Regions from separate parts of the Homo sapiens genome. Here region 2 is linked to region 1. The links are chromatin loops, found by intact Hi-C in ENCODE. Cell type or tissue: K562. All regions are shown on one strand. Each heading gives the region's core, and the rest is flanking DNA. Links, peaks and the distances in the headings are about the cores only.

Region 1 (5,303 bases), core at 165-5,164:
CCTCCAGAGCACCCCCCTGCTCCTCAGCAGGGCGGCTAAGGCTGTTTCCCACCCCTGTCCCCGCTCTCTCCCTCACTCCCCACCCACCAGCCACACTGTCTTCCTCCTGGTCTCCAGACACAGCCAGCTACTTCCCACCTCCCAGCCTTTGCCTTGACATTCAGCCCCTTCAGCCTCAAAGTCACCTCTTCAGAGAGGCCTGCCTGGATGCCCATCGCCTGGATGCCCATCGGAGCTGCTCATTCAGCCCCAGCCACTCCCTATTCCACGGCCCTGTCGTTTCCCTCCCGAGCTCAGCACAGTCTGAGGTTACCCAAATTACCTGTTTGCCATGCTGTCACTCCCTCAAGATGGGAAGCTACCTGAGGGGAGGAGCAGTGTGCATAACGTTCTAGCTGCTGGGGATACAGTGCTTCATAGGTGTTTCATCAAGTGATGAGCGGGTGAATGAAGGTGTGAATGAAAGGGCAGGCTGGCTCCAAGCCAGACGGGAGAGGTGAGAAGGATCAGGGTCCCTGCTCCCAAAGTCTCCTGCCCCTACCTTGGTAGGGCCTCAGCACCTCTTCTGCTCAGGAAAGGGAGCAGGTGGGGCTGACATTCATGGAACAGAATCTATAATCAGGGCCCTTTTCTCTAAACAACTTCATGAAGCAGCTACAAGGAAGCAGAGAGAACCAGGCTTCACCCCTCTGAGCCCGGTTTCTTCGTCCATTTAATGGGGATAATCCCAGGTCCCAACCTCTAGGACGGCTGTGTGGATAGATGAGACTGTATCTCAAAACCGTGAGATGCTGCTGCTGCTGCTAAAACGAATCCCATGTCTTATAGAGGAAGAAGCTGGAGAGATTGTGGGAGTTGCCTGGAGTCCCAGAGTCAGAAAGCAGGGAAGCTAGACCCAAATCCAGGCTCGCCTGACTCAGGAGCCAGTGCTTTTTTTCCTCGGTGCTGGACCCACTCCAGCCGGGAGTGGGAGGTGGGATACAGGAAGCCTTTCTCCGTTTGCACCTCAGTGGTGTTCATTTATGTTCCTGGGTGCAGACTGACTTTGCCTCGCCTTTCCTCCAGGTTTGGCACAGAGACATTAGGAAGCTGGGAGGGCTGGCCAGGGAGGACGGTGCTGCGCCCACCCCACTCATCCCCGAGGCAAGGGAGCTGGGGAGGAGGCAGCTGCCCAAGCCTGGGACAGGTAAACTGAGGCATGCTGAGAGACAATCTGTCAGGACCCTCCTTTGGGTGGTCTGAGGTGGGGGGACTGGCAGGCCGGGGTCTCCGGGAGGTCCCAAAAGGAAGAGTTGGTTCGCATAGCAGAAGAGGAAGAATTGGCCTCCAGCCAGCACCTTCCCCACCCTAGCCAAAGGCACAGAGCCAGCAGGAGAGAGCAGAACTCAGAAGGCCATGGGGCTCTAAGGACACACGCAGGGCCCACTCAGTCCCACTCAGGCCAGCTTGTGAGGTTGGAAGGTTGTCACTGAAGGCCAAGAGGCTTACAGGTAAGGCTGCCCTAGCAGAGACCCTGCCCAGCAAGCGGCTGATGAGGGATCGTGCTGCAGGCAGCAAAGGTAGCTTCCCTTTGCAGCCAGTGCACATTAAGAATTATTCCTCCTGTGAGCAAACAATTTGTTACAATATCCACTGCGCACTTTTCCCGGCTGGGTGCCCTCCCATACATCCTGAATTAATCCCTGAAGTCACTCCATTCATTTAGGACATGCCTGAGTGTGCCTCTCCTTTTATTAGGGAAATTTTTCATTGTTTTGAGGAGCTCATAGGTTTTAATTTGGAGCTGAGATTTTAAAGCCTCTCTCGGTGGCTCAGAGGCATGAGTAGTCTTACACCTGGGAAGGTCCCCTGGGTTCTTAGACCTGGTAGGGCTTGGCTGGGGCCACCAGACCCCAGGGAGAAGGGATCATGGCACATGCCCTCCAGGGAGCCAGGTACTGCAGACCCCAGCGCTGTGTGGCATTGGATCACTCCCTTGACCTCTCTGAGCCTCCCTAAGAGAGGCAAAGCCAAGGAAGACTGCATACTTGGGTATAGCTCTTCCAAGCCTGCCCAGGGAAGTCCGGGGTCATCACCTCTAAAATCCACAGCCCTGGGGAGTAGCATGGGGCCACTGAAAAAGCATGATGTGTGGAGTTCGATTTGAAACACGGCCAGGGCAGGCCAGTCATTTGCCTCTCCCAGTTTCCAGCTCCTTAGAATGAGTCTAAGAGCCGGCGCCCTCTCCAGGCTGTCATGCAAATTACACAAACCCAAGTTGGGAGTGAGTCTGACTCAGGGCCTGGCACACAGTGGGTGCTCCACCAAGGGTGAGCCTCCCAGCCCTCTCAGCCCACTGCAGACCCCTCCCACATCTCCCTCTCTTGGCCCTCAAGCAGCCAGAGCCCCTAGTTCACACATTTTGGCTGAAGGCGGCCCGCAGGCTGATCTCCACAGGTGGGGTCCTGCCAGTTTGGGCAGCAGCCACCAGCCTCTTCCCAGGCCTTACACAGGCCCTTGCACTTCCCAACTGAGGCCCTGGAGCGTGGGCAGTCCTGTCCACAGACCCTATGCTAAATCCTGCCCCTCCCTGCAACCCCCAGGTAAGGCTGTGTCCCAGGACCGTGGCTGCATGTTTGCTGTCCCCCTGCCCTTAGTCAGGAGACAGTGGTCCCACCCCCAACTCCTGGTCCTCTACCCCGACCAGGGCTCCAGGGCTGGGACCTCTCAGGGCTCTGACCCCCAGCCCCCAGCAGCTCTCAGACAGCTCATGCCCTGTCCTGGGCTTGCTCCTCCTGCCTGATCTTTGTTCACACTATTCCCAACCACACGTGCTCTCTGTCACTCTCTCCCACCCCCAGCTTCCCCAAATCCTCCCGAGCTCTAAGGACCAGACACCTCCAGGAAGCCCTCCCTGACTTCCCCAGCTTTTATCTCCTTCCCTTTCCTGAGGCTCACAGCATTTCTCCTTGATCCCTCTAACTTCATGTTGCTATCCAGAGGCAAGGACCATGTCACCTACTCATGATGTGGCGGCCAACCCCAGGCAAATCCCACTGTGTACCTAGGGAGGACAGGCTCATTCAGTGAGGCGGGGGAAGGGCACAGAGAACTCCCACTGAGGGAGTACAACGCCTCCGTGAGGTAGGTATCATTATGTCCATTGTGCATATGGGAGAAACTGAGACTAGGAGAAATGAATCACTTGCAAGAAGCAAGCAGGGCTGAGACAGGAACCAGCACCACCAAACAGTGCCGTTAAGACACAGCCCACAAATCCAGGTTCCACATGCAAGACCCACCAGCCCTGGGCCCAGCAGGTTCACCTGTGCCATCCCAACTGATCCTCACCACCCCTCAGGGAGGTTAGTATGCCACTTGGGAGGAAAAAGAGGTCCAGAGAGCCTGAGTCACTTGCTCAAGGCCACCCAGTAAGTGGCAGGGCTGGGACTTGAATCCAAATTATTTCAGCTCCCACTTGGTCAGGGCAGCCAATCAGGACACCTCACCTCATCCCGCCCACCACCCCTGGGATCTGCAGGACCCATTCTCCCCTCCCTGGTGGCCCAGACTGCTGGATGGTCCCCAACCCCAGGCCTCTGGGGAGTGCCTGCGTGGCTATTTGACCTTTCAGAGGGGCCGGGCTCCTACAGTTCTGGATATTTACACAGACGGCCTCGGCTGCAATGGCGCCTGGAAAGTAGGCCATGCAGAGGAGGGAGGGGATGGCAGGTATGGGCTACAAACACTCCCGCCGCCCTCCATGCCGCCTGGACAGAGGAGCCACCCGTGGCACCATCTCCTCGAATGACCTTGGCAACTACTGGGGCAGCCTGTACTGGGGCAGAGTCAAAGCCTGGGCTGGCCACTGAGGGGAGGGGCTTGGCCAATGTCTCCAGTTCTTCTTTGCTTAGTGACCTGGAGGGCCCTGGAGGACAGAGGATGACAAGTCCTTTCAGCAAGAACCCCTCTCTGCATAAAGGGTCACCTCACTTCACAAAGCCTCTGCTTCCTCTTCTATAAGAAGGGTGGTGGTAGCTGCCTCTCAGCTGCTGTGAAGATGGGAAGCACCCAGCCAGGCCTGGCACTTTCAGGGCACTCTGCACACTGGTCAGCCCCGCAGGACCTGAGGCTGAGCCTCTCGTGGGACACCCGCAGACACTCAGCTCCAACTGGGACAGACCCAAGAGTCTCCCAGGAAACCAGCTGGATCACACTGGGTGGGGGTGCCTGGCTGAAAGGCAGGTAGACACACCCAACAAACAGCAACAAAACCACCCCTGTGAGAGCACAGCATAGCAGGTGTGGCATGGGCACCAGGGAGCTGGGATCTCAGAAGCCAAAAGGACGCCGCCCCCATCCAGAGCGCACGGTCGGGCCTGCGTCCACTGCCGCATACCATCCTTAGCAAATCCCAATTCGCCTCTCCCACCTGCCCCCTCCTCTACCCTGGCTTGAGGCGAAGAGCCAGAGGAGCCTGGCAGGGTGCTCCCAGGATAGCTGAGTGTTAGGAAGTGGTCAGGCACTGATAAAACCGAGAGCCAAGCAGGACAAGAAACACAGCTGCAGGGAGCCTCCGGGAAGTGTGCAGAGGCTAAGCACAGGGTGTGGGCCAGAAGGACACAGGGGTCCCGGTGGAGGGTTCCCACGCATGCGGCTCAGGCTGGGGACTGGAGGGGGCTTCAGGGCTGTGGGGGGTGGGGGTGGGAACAGTCCCCTCCTCTTTGCCCTCCCCATGCCAACCTCCCTGCCAACCGCTGAGCGGAAAAGCGTTCCACTCCTTTGCCACCCCATCCCACACGAGGCCGGTGTGCCCATCTTCAGCGTCCCCACCTCCTTGCTGGCAGTTTAGGCTCCACTCCAACCCCAGCTCAGCCTTTTTATTATTCAGAAGAGCCTCTTGATTGAAAAGGCCTCTAAGGCATCTCACAAATAAGAATCCTTTAATTGGGAAGTTGTTAACTTCTCAAAGAGGAATTTTAATTTTGCTTCCTCACCATCTCCTCTCCCCAGAACCTGCAGACTAAATGCAAAGGCTAACAAAGCCAAGCACCAGGCAACAGCTGCCAACCTCCCGAGACGTGGAGCTGTCCAGGGGCAGAGACAGGAGAGGCAGCCTCGTGCCACCGCATAGAACCCCGGAGCCACACAGACCCCTGGAGCCCCACCAACTGTGAGAAGGCTCCTGCCTCTCCCCGTGGGCATGCCTGCTCCATACCCCTCCTTACCACCCCAACCCACAGCGAGACACCTGGAGTGGAGGACGGCAGGTAGCTCAAAGATGAAGGCGATGATAGCCCCGCCCTGCCCTGCCTGGGCCACCA
Region 2 (5,303 bases), core at 234-5,233, 76 kb before region 1:
GAGAAGAAAGAGGGAGAAATGGTGGGGAGGAGGAGGAGAAGTCCAAATGGAAGTCTGCTCCACCCCACATTAGGCAGAGAGGAGAAAGAAAAGGGTCTCCACGGTCAAGCTCCCCTGGAAAGTAGAAGCAATGTAGGTTCACTTCCTGCTACATGCCCAATGATGGGCACCTGAGGCCTGTGGCCACAGACCCTACTCACCATGACTCTTGAAGCACAAATGATCCCAACCATTCTGCAGATGAGAAAACAGCTCAGAATGGCCACATGGCTTGCCCAAGGTGGCACCGCCAGCAAGAGATGGAGCTTAAAATCAGGTCAGAACTGGGGCACCAGGGATTTTAGCCAGACATCAAGAAAATCCCCTAAACAGGTCAGGGAAAAACCCTGGTCCCAGGAAGGGCTACGGTTCCCCAGAGGCTGCTGGGCAAAAGGACTGGACAAGTGGCTGAGGGCAGGAGGCTGAACCTATTGGCCTCCAGAGTCCCACCCAGCTGTGACGTTCTGCAACCACTGGGCAAGCTCCAGCAGCCTCCAGGAGGGCAGACTCAGGAAGAGGCTGGGCAGCCCTTGAGAACCCCTGGGGAAGGCTCTGACCATCAGGGTTTGCCAGGATGCCAGGCAGGAGCACAGGCACCAATCCAAGGTGGTTCTATTCTCTGTGGGAGGTCTTGACCTTCTAGGGCCACCAACAGAGACATGGGTGACCACGGGTCCCAGAAGAAAAGGGGCTGGAAAGGATGAGATGAGAGAAAGAAAGAGCTCTCTCCTATGGCCAAACCAGCCAGCGGGGAACCCTGTCCCACAGTTTTGACAGGCACCAGGCACCAGCTTGCCCAGAATTTCTGTCTTGCACAAGGTAATTACAGTTCTTCCTGTGTAATGAGATGGTTTTTAAAGGACATTCAAAAGAAATTTCCTATAATGAGGTGAATGGGTTTATAGTGTTAGACATCAAGGAAGCTGGTAATTGTTGGGACCCAGGCTGAGTCCTGGAGTGAAGCGACGAGTTTCCACATATAAAAGGCAAGAAGAGCAGGAGGGTGGATGGCAAGCCCTGGGAAGGAGGACAGACACTTTACCAGAAAAGTTTCTGTGACACCAGCAGCCCAGTGTGCCCTGAAGAGCAGAGTGGGGAATCGGGAGGCTGGAACCCTGTTGGGGCAGAGGAAACTGATGGAGCTGGGGCTGGTCAGGAGCAAGGGAAAACCCACAGGGGTGAAGCCACAGGGTGGAAGTCTGGGCCCAGAAGGAAAACGAAGGTACTAGGTTGAATAGTGTCCCCCCAAATTCATGTCCATCTGGAACCTCAGAATGTGACCTTATTTGGAAATAGGGTCTTTGCAGAGGTAATTAGTTACAAGGAGGTCATACTGGAATAGGGTGGGTCCTGATCCAACGACTGATGTTCTTATACAAGAAGTCAACTTGGCCGGGCGCGGTGGCTCATGCCTGTAATCCCAGCACTTTGGGACTTTGGGAGGCCAAGGCAGGCAGATCACCTGAGGTCAAGAGTTCGAGACCAGCCTGGCCAACATGGTGAAACCGTCTCCAATACAAAAATTAGCCAGATGTGGTGGTGGGCACCTGTAATCCCAGCTACTCGGGAGATTACTGGGTTCAAGGCAGAAGAATTGCTTGAACCCAGGAGGCGGAGGTTGCAGTGAGCAGAGATCGTACCACTGCACTCCACCCTGGGTGACAGAGCGAGACTGTCTCAACAAAAACAACAAAGAGGTCAACTTGGACGTAGACACACTCAGGGGAGGAGGCCACATGAAGATGGAGGCAGAGGCTGGAGTGATGCATCTTCAAGCCAAGGAATGCCAGCAACACCAGGAGCCAGAAGAGGCCAGGAATATCCTCTCCTAGAGCCCTGAGAGAGAGCACGGCCCTGCACCTTGATCTCAGACTTCCAGTCTCCAGAGCTGTGAGAGAGTAATTTCTATTGTTTTAAACCACCAGGTTTATAGTAATTTGTTACGGGAGCTCTAAAAAACTAATACAATAATTGTTCTAACAACTGCAACTATCTGGCCATGGAAAATGGCCTTAAAATGGGGTGAGCCTCCCATCTCCAGAGGTGTGCGAGCAAAGCTGGAGCATCCCCAGTGCCCCCAGTACTCTGGACAGCTCCCAAGGCAGGTTCAGTTAGTCTTCCATTTGACCTCACTGTATGCAGGGAGCCATACAGACAGGGTCATCATTCCCGTCCCACCGATTTGGAAACTGAGGCCAAGAACCTGCTCAAGAGCACAAAGTGGCCAGTCAGGGACAGCGGCAGGCCTGGAATCCCAGCATCCTGACCGCCAGTTTGGGGCTGGTTCAGGCTCACTGCCCTGGGTCTTCCTTTTGTGCCTTCTCTGTCTCTAGATTCAACTGTGGTTCAACGTCCTGGAAGGCAGAGAAAAACCCAGCCTTCCTGCACCCGGCTGTTCCAGACTGAAAGTGGCATCACTGCTGAAAGGTCTTTCCCAACTCTCTCCTGAAGCTTTCCAGTGGCGCTGCAGGCCCACTGCTTTGATGTGCCTGTCCTGATGGAGCCACAAGCTTCTCAGACATGACTTGGCTTATGGAGAAGCTACACTAGCTGGCAGTCCCTTGATGAGCACCTACGGTGTACAAGGCCCTGGTACAGTGAAGGGCAGGGGTAAACACAGGGAAGGTGGGAGCCAACATATCAGGGACTGAGTCCGTGCATATCAGACCACCCAGTGAGACCCCACACGGTGTCCCCAGACCTAGTTTGGCTTCTGACTGGGCATCCCAGACCCTCCTCAGGAGGATGGAAAGAGATGGCAAAAGGGTGGGTCTGAGAAGGGCACAGGGGAGTTGGAGCAGAGAAGAGGAGTCCCCGTGGAGGAGGAAGGGAGAAGAGAGGGTGGCCGAGGGAAGCTGCAGCTCCTATGGCTTCTCCTGCTCCTTCCAGGCCTCTGGAACCCCAGGGGGGCAGGGGCTGCCGTGGGCTGTCCCTCACCCCCACCAACACCCGGCACTCAGCTCCACCCTTCACGTGTCTGCCTGCATTGCTGGAGAACTTCATGGAGGCCCCTCAGCTCCGACACCAAATGAAGCAGGAGCATGGCCAAGCTTGCCAGCCCAGGCGGCCCAGCTCTAAATGCTGGTTAATTGGCGCTGAGCGGCAGAGGGACGTGAGGAATGGGCTTTGAAGTCACCTGGTGGGACTTGTCCAGCAGGAACAATGGGCCACCCAGCTGGTAGAGAGTCTCGGCTCCTAATTAAGAACCGCTTTGAACATAGAGACATCAGATTAATGAGGTTTACAGAGCTCAGTTTCACGGTGTGGCAGGCTGCCTCTGTTCTCTGATCGCAGTTTGATGCCAAAACCTTGTTCTCTAAATCAAAGGTTCTCCAGAAACTCCGTTTTCTGACATGCCTTGGATTTCTGCTGGGCGTCTCTGCCAGGGAGCTAAAAGCCTTCACCTCCATTCCTTCACTTTGCCGCGGTGCTGGCTTTTGTTTCGCTGAAGAAGACTTCACAGAGCTGGAACACCTCACACAGCCCACCTGCGAGGGAGGACGGGGCGGCTGGGGTAGCCCCATTTAGCAGAGCATGCTTGCTCAAGGTCACACAGCAAGCTGGCCAACCGTGCCGGGCCGCCAGGCCCCCAGATTGCAGGGCCTCTCTGCTCTTGGCAGCTTTGATGGTGCCAGGCCATGGAGGATCCACTGGCCAATTTCCCGCTGTTGGCATCTGTTCACAGGCCTCAGGGGCCTCTGGTTCACCATTCTTGGGAGAAGATTGAGACGTCTGCAGGAGGCAGCCCGCACGGCCTTGCTTTCTGCCTCTTCTGTTCCAGTGGGGCACCTTCTTCCCCAGCCCCCTCTCTGAGCCTTTGCTCACCCAGAGCCCTCCCTTCTTCCCCTCCAGAATGTCCCCTCTCTGATCCATTTCATTAAACTCGCACCTCCCTTCAAAACCCAGCTCAACCCTTGCTCCTCCTTTGCCACCACAGTCCCTGGATCTTTCTCTTCTTCCCCAAGAATTTCAGCCCCAAATCCCTGTTTCCTTGAACAATTGCTTCTTGCCCTATGTTCCACTGTTTAACATTACTATATTTGCTTATTATTTTGTCCTGTCTCCCCTATGAGACTGTGGCTTAAAGAGAGGCATGGTGCCTGTGTCACCTCTGTGTCCCCGACATTGAAGACTGGCCGATAACGAAGATTCCATCCTCCTTTGACACTCTGGGGGCCACAGGGAGAGAAGACACCTTCCTGCCCTGTTTCCCCAACTTCCAAGTAGGCCTGAGGCCTGCATCCTGCTTCCTTCATGAGGCTGCTGAATGAGTGTTGGTAAAGATGGCAGCCCTGGGGCAAAGACAGGGAGGCTGAGGAACACTGAGGCTTGGACAAGTCAATTCCTCTCTCTAAGCCTCAGGTTCCCTATCTGTAAACAGGGTTAGCCCGAGGATTCACAGGATGCGTGCATTAAAACTCAATCCTCACATCCACCTTGGGAGTATGTACTGTCATTCTGCTCTATTTCACAAATGAAGAAAGGCCCAGAAAAGTTGGAGGAGGCAGTACTGAAACCTAGGCAACAGGCGGCTCTGGAATCCAGCCTCCACCACACCACTGACTTTCAAGCAGACCCTCTGAACGCTTCAGCGGAGCTTGTTCCTTCTGAAACGTGCTTACCCTCTCTAGGCCTCTGTTCTCTCCTCTGAGGGGGGGGCACACAGCGACATTCTGCAGATGATTTCTGCTCGGCCAGGGCAGGCTGATGTGCTCCCTGCTCCTCGGGGCTCTTCTAGACCTCAGGTCCAGATTCCTCCCATCTACAGTGGTTCTGTCCCTGTGGGACCTAAGAGGTGGCTGTGCCTCCCTCTGCCTTCGAACTTCCTGGCCACTTCCCCTCACCCACAGAGGGCTCCTGTCTGTCCTGCCCTGCACCTCAACCCTTGCATCCTTCTAGGTGACTTCCCCATGCTGGGGGTGCCCCTACTGCCTGCTTCCAGTCACCTTCAGCTGCCATTCCCTGCAGCCTCTATCCCAGGCCACACCCTGGCCCTGTCACCACCATGGCTCCTGGTCAAACCTCCCAGCTGGCCCTCCAGCTCCTCTCCTTACAATCCTCACTGCACCGAGACCTTCGCACCTCACCTTCCATCACTGCCCTTCCGCCCTCACTGCCCTTGGTGAGCTTGAGTTCCATGGTCCATCAGCATAATGGATGCTCAAATATCTTGCCCCCCTCCCCCTAAGCAGTACTTTCATAAAACCCCAACCTGGATGAATCCAACCAACATCTTGGCACTTATAGCTGGGAGGCCAAATACA

The links. A loop is a pair of places that touch in the nucleus more often than their neighbours do. Peaks named below come from ENCODE experiments on the same cell type or tissue, not always from the same donor. Only the 100,000 strongest peaks of a DNase experiment are listed, where the experiment ranks them.
Region 2: it touches region 1 in a loop (6-fold over the local background); 4 of 110 quality-filtered maps call a loop at or near these places.

The regions. Positions count from the first base shown.
Region 1 is chr15:77,782,897-77,788,199 of GRCh38, forward strand. It overlaps LOC141374963 (a long non-coding RNA gene), which reads left to right and starts at 4,240. Exons shown (of 2, transcript NR_199613.1): 1 at 4,240-4,351; 2 at 4,993-5,303. It also overlaps a transcript of LINGO1 not described here. RefSeq lists enhancers at 1,362-1,945, 2,021-2,522. In K562, for the core only: CTCF peaks have their summits at 2,225 (motif pointing left) and 3,116; a DNase peak (open chromatin) is centred at 2,205; H3K27me3 peaks cover 2,473 bases.
Region 2 is chr15:77,707,194-77,712,496 of GRCh38, forward strand. It overlaps a transcript of LINGO1 not described here. Among named protein-coding and RNA genes, the nearest start is that of LINGO1-AS2, 50 kb to the left of the region's middle. RefSeq lists an enhancer at 4,591-5,129. In K562, for the core only: a CTCF peak has its summit at 2,482; no DNase peak of the experiment used is centred there; H3K27me3 peaks cover 2,989 bases.